Linked DNA regions of Homo sapiens: region 2 is linked to region 1. Evidence: chromatin loops called from intact Hi-C (ENCODE). Cell type or tissue: Calu3. All regions are shown on one strand. Links, peaks and the distances in the headings refer to the core of each region. The heading gives the core; the rest is flanking DNA. Region 1 overlaps CCSER1 (coiled-coil serine rich protein 1). Region 2 overlaps CCSER1 (coiled-coil serine rich protein 1).

Region 1 (2,937 bases), core at 133-2,632:
AACTGACATTTACTGAGAATTATTTTGTACTCGCTGCTGTTTCTAAGTACTTTCCATGTACTAATTAATATCAATACTACTATCAGGTTTGAAGTGAGGAAAATGTGATTAAGTAATCTGACCAAAGTCATACAGAGCTAGTTGGTGGTGGAGGATGTAAAAGTCAGTGGAGTTAGCTGACTAGACTAGAGACAGAAGCACTTTGACTACATGGAATGTGTAACTTCATTTTAAATCTGAATCATTAACACTCAAGTAGAGGTAATATAAATGTGTACTAGACAAAAGTTTAAATAGATAAACAAAAAAATCACCATATTGAAGTGAATATTTGATGTATTATTTACTCCTATTTTTAAAACATCTTTTGTCAAAATATCATTTTATAATATCATTTTCCTTATAGTTACACTTCAGATAAAAACTAAAAGTTATCTCACTAAAGTTTTATTAATTAGGTTTTAAAACCAAGTGAGTTCCCAAGGACTTCATATTTTTTTTAGGGACTTTATGGAAGATTGATTTAATTTGGGGGATAAGGCCTTTTAACAATAAGGACAGGAGTAACTATTTTTTCTTTCTGACTATAATATTTTGAATATCATTTGTGAGATTTGCTTTCAGTAAAGCTTTAAAAACTGAGAAGCAGGAAATGCCCTTTTACTGCTTCTTGCTAGCAAAGAAGCTGACACGATAGTTTTAGAATTGACCTTCTAAATCATTTCAATTGGATAGAAGCAGAAACATTTATCCTGATGTTTGAGGTCAATTATTTTTGTGGTACACACCATGATTTGTCAAATTTTAAGTTTGTTACTTGACCTCTTAACTAATGAATGCACATTCCTTTTTTAATACAATTCCTGGTTACCTTTTCCTATAAGTGAAAATTCTATTAAAAATGATGAAAGCTAAAATCCTTCAGAGTCATGAATTTTAAAAATTGGAAAATCCTGATTTTCTCATTTCCCAAGAGTATCTCTCCTCTGACGTGTAACAATTTTACTATGTTCCATTTGGTTCCTCCACAAAACATTTCTGAATCATAACCTCTGAGGTATTAGCAGAAAATAAGTCTCTCATAATTCATGGTTTAATTGAAAAGTTTACTTCCACCATTACACGGGAAATCAAGTATAAAAAAATCACGCAAAAAGACTGACCTTACCAAGTGCAATACTGCCATCAAGTGGACCTCAATAAGACTAACTGCACAGAATTACTAAATGCAAGTTCCTTTGATAAGTGGCCTATACCTGCTATGGGGAACTATGATAAACATGCATAATATGGTTTTTTAAAACCATCTCAGAAGTGATTATTAAGTAATATTTTGCACAGTTATGTAATATAACACTGAAATTCTATAATTAAATAAGGGTTGCATGATAAAAAGGCCAAAGAACATTAAATTCATCTCCAATTATTTCTTTTTCTATTGAGTTAAAAGAGGCAGGCACCACCATTTTTACCAGACCCGCAAAAAGTAGTTTTATAATATACTTAAATATTCCAAATACATTTGATTGATAGGAATGTTTTCTGCAGGTCTATTTATGTATACATTTATTTCAACAAGCTCACTTTATTTCCCTCTTAAATCCCCTGAGTTTTCAGAATCTGTAATACAGAGAATCTTAGTAAGTTATGGTGTAAATATCAGACAGCTTCATTGATATTTTCTAGCAGATTAGATACTATCTAAATTGCCGTCTAAAATAGTCCCAGAAAATATTTAAAAATAAAAAGGTTACAAGATTAATGCATGAATTTATATGGTATCAGTATTGGATACATAAACGATTTAATAATATTAAAATGCAACAAAAATAAAGATCGTAGCTAAAGTTTATTGTCTCCCTATAAGATTTTAAATTTATTACCTCACTTAATTCTCACTTCATATCTATGAGGTAGGGATTATTATCCTGATTTTGTAGATAAAGAAAATGAGGCTTACACATTTTAACCTGATATTCCAATGTCAAATAGCTAATAAATGTTTAACATAGTCTCATTCCCAAACACTAGTTGTTATTCAAGACACTGTAAACTATAGAGTTTAATTTTTTACATAAAATACATATAGTTGTCTATTTCAAGAAATGTTATAAATACAATCATTTCAATATTTATGATTTAAAATAACTACATATATTGCAATCACATTAAGATAATTAGTTCATCCAATTCATAACCAATGAAAAATTAGTTTTTAAAAGGAAAGCTGTGGGATGGAAGAAATGTTATAAGACTTAAAATATTAGACGTTATAAAACAGTATAGCTACACAGACATTACAATGTCTAAACACAGAATAGATATATATAGTGTGTTTGATATACTGTAAGTTGGGCAAACTATTAATTTTATTAAAAGAAACCAGGAAATTTGTCAGGATAATTACAGAAGAGTTCTTGTTAATTACATACTTTTATAAAGATACACGATGTCAAGTGAATCAAATGATACAGCTAAAAATTTCTAAATATAATGATTTGTAGTTGGCCAATTAAGACAATGGACTTTTCACTAATGCCCACCAAATAAGCCAATTCACATTTGCCTATTTCTAACATAAAAGTAATCTCTGTAGTCTGGCAAGGGGATAATTTATATTTACAATAATTTACAATATCCCTTTGGCAGCCATAAAGTCCTTGGAAACCTTTACTTTCCAATTTGTTCAGCAAGTGCAGAAGTCTGTATATTCCATCATAAGTGGCATTAAATCAGCATCTGAACAAATGCCAAGAAGCAAGGTGATTTTTCTGTCAATAATGTTGTAAAATATATAATTACAGATTAAGAAGAGTAATAGACCTGTTCATATTCTCTACTGTCTATGGCACAGAGGAAGAAGTCAGTCTTTAGAATCTTAACACAGAGCATCCTATCTCAGCTTCCCTATGTAGCAGGAGTATGTGGGAACCTCAA
Region 2 (2,937 bases), core at 304-2,803, 1.1 Mb before region 1:
CAGTTGTGATCCTGTGCATTTATAATCCAACACTTCAATGTGATTTAATTTCTATTGATAAGTAAATAAAAAGGACTTATGTATGCAGAGTAGACAGTAATAAAAGAATATAAGAATCCTCTCTGAGATAAATCCAATGTGTTCATGCAATTTAGTGGTACTTATTAAACTCCATTATACCCCGCCAATGACAAGGATTCAAGAAACTTTTGAAAATAGTTAATATAATCATGTCTCCATATTTAACCACTAAGGAGCTAGAGAAAAACTACTGAACTTTATGTTATAGCAACCTTTTCTGTGACTTTTAAGTCATCTGGATATAATTATTCTCAAGTTCTGGTCTAAATTGTAAACTTTATTAAAAGTTTTTTTACGCACATATTAATCTTAATAATATTTTAAGAGTAAACATGTTTGATTGATTCCCCAGAGCCTTTGTGTTCCGGGCTTATGAGTAAAAGTTTAGATACTGCTCCTTTTAACATTTTTTAGCTCAAAACAAATAATTTCCAAAAGACCCCAGACAGGAACACATATCCACAAGCCAGTGATTTACCATGCTTTAAATTCATCAAAATTAACAGTATTTTCTTCACTGACATTTCTCACATTTATTCTAAAAATACACAGATTGAACCACAGTTCAATAATTTACTTTATTTCTAATATTTTCTCAAATTTCCCTTTCTACAGCACATATAGCCATTGAAAATATGGAAATCTTTCTTTTTTTCTTTTTTTTTTTTTTGAGATGGAGTATCGCTCTTTCTCCCAGGTTGGACTGCAGTGGCACCATCTTGGCTCACTGCAAGCTCCGCCTCCCGGGTTCACTCCATTCTCCTGCCTCAGCCTCCCGAGTAGCTGGGACCACAGGCGCCCGCCACCACGCCCAGCTTATTTTTTCTATTTTTAATAGAGACGGGGTTTCACCATGTTAGCCAGGATGGTCTCGATCTCCTGACCTCGTGATCCGCCCGCCTCGGCCTCCCAAAGTGCTGGGATTACAGGCGTGAGCCACCGTGCCTGGCTGCAAATCTTTCTTATACAAGTTTCCCACAAACAAAGATTTAAAAGTAAAATTTTTTTTAGTGGAATTCAATAGCATATTAATTCAAAATATTATAATTTATTTCAGAACACCTAAATGAAAATGCAGGCTATAAATATATTTTGATTTTAAAAGCATGGCCAATGACGGTCTGCAATTTGAATATATGTTAAGACTACATTAAGTCATCTCATTCATTTCTCAAATACTTATTAAACTCCTACTACAAGTCAGGCACTGTTTGGAGCACTTGTGTGTCAGTGAAAAACAAGAGTAGATATGTTTTCTATATTCATTTTACCACAAACAAAAAAGAAAAATAAAACTGAGAAATTATTTCATTCTTTAACAATGATGAAACAGATTCACATTAGGTCTGTGATGGCAATAATTAAGGATGGCTTAATGATGAATAATTGGCAAATGAGACCTGCTGCAGTTAGAAGAGGTCTTTTAGTGCTTCAACTTCATCAACTCCACCAGGGGGTGGTAATGGAGTACTTCATAGGATTGTGGTGTGATTAAATGAGTTAAAATACCTGAGGCTTGGAAAACAAGAAATGCTGCTGCTGCTTCTTGTTGTTGATGATATTATTATTATATGCCAAGAATATGTTTGATTTAATTTCATTAATTTTCAAATTTTTTTCACTTAATATAGGATGAAATGAGCATGCTCTACACTATGTATTGTAAGGATAAATAATAATTAAAAATGAGAGGCTTAATTCTTCCTGATAAAACAAAGGAAGAGAGTTGTCCTTCCCTTTTCTCAGAGTATTTACTTTAGGAAACTTGTAAGTACTTTCTCCTCTCTTTAATAAGAAATCTTTTTAAAACTAGGTAGTCCTTTTGTCAACTTCATGTTCCAGGAATGCTTTCCTCAAAGCCCTGGCAGTCCTCTCCTTGAACTGTAAACATCAAAGGAGTTAGCACTCCTGTATACCAGTTTCTGTGGGAGGACAGGAGCCTAACTTTGGTGGACACCTTGTTCTAAGTCGCAATACAATCTTTTATCATTAGTAAGTTTTATTTTTCCTTTGTCTAAAGCCAATTAACTAACACAAATGGACAACCCAGGTAAATCTAAGATGAACTGTGTATGATAAGTGATGCTGTCAATTGTGCTTACTTAAGAACCAGTTATTATTTATTTTGAATATATGTAAGTAATGGGTTTACTTGGCTACATAAAAGTGGGAAATTCTCATGTTTTAATTTTTCATTTCATGTTTCTTTTATGACATGCCCAAATTGAGTTCTCTTACTAATATATAATTTAGTTAGTAGTTTCTTGTTGATGTTGTTATCTAACACAAATGATGAAAGATAAAAGGTAAAAATAATTCTAGGAAAAAATAACATGTTAAAAGCAGAAGTATAGGTACAGAAAAAAGGAGAATAGGGCAGATAAGTATGTGAAACTACAATTTTTATGCAAGGAGAAATTAAAGTTATTGATAAACATAAGGAATAAGTGAAAAGATACAAATAAATACCTGTCCTATTATATTAGGGGTAATAATTAAAAGAATATGAATGGATTATGTAACTCTTTAAATTAGCAGAAGTAAATGTAAAATGTCAAATGGAAGACAAGAAATGTGAATAAATAGATAATAAGATGGCAGAAACTATCCTAATATATTAGTTACTACAATAAATGTAAATGGTTAAACCAATTACAATTACAGATTTTCTAACTGGAAAAAATAAGATTAATGTTGTGAACATAAGCAACATTTAAATCAGAAGGAGGCTTAAATCAACAACAACAAAAAGGAATGGGATCATAAATAAAAAGAAATTCTAGATGTTAATTTTCTAATCAAATAATTATTTAATGCAAAAGAAAACAAGCAAAAACTATCCAAGTGTCTTGACAA

What was found. Hi-C counts contacts between places; a loop is a spot of excess contacts. Peaks named below come from ENCODE experiments on the same cell type or tissue, not always from the same donor. Only the 100,000 strongest peaks of a DNase experiment are listed, where the experiment ranks them.
Region 2: it touches region 1 in a loop (6-fold over the local background); 3 of 110 quality-filtered maps call a loop at or near these places.

Annotation. Positions count from the first base shown.
Region 1 is chr4:90,355,567-90,358,503 of GRCh38, reverse strand. The region is part of intron 3 of CCSER1 (coiled-coil serine rich protein 1); the gene reads right to left. Among named protein-coding and RNA genes, the nearest start is that of CCSER1, 230 kb to the right of the region's middle. In Calu3, for the core only: a CTCF peak has its summit at 1,170 (motif pointing left); no DNase peak of the experiment used is centred there.
Region 2 is chr4:91,501,156-91,504,092 of GRCh38, reverse strand. All of the region lies in intron 10 of CCSER1 (coiled-coil serine rich protein 1), which reads right to left. Among named protein-coding and RNA genes, the nearest start is that of LNCPRESS2, 770 kb to the left of the region's middle. In Calu3, for the core only: a CTCF peak has its summit at 1,527 (motif pointing right); a DNase peak (open chromatin) is centred at 1,552.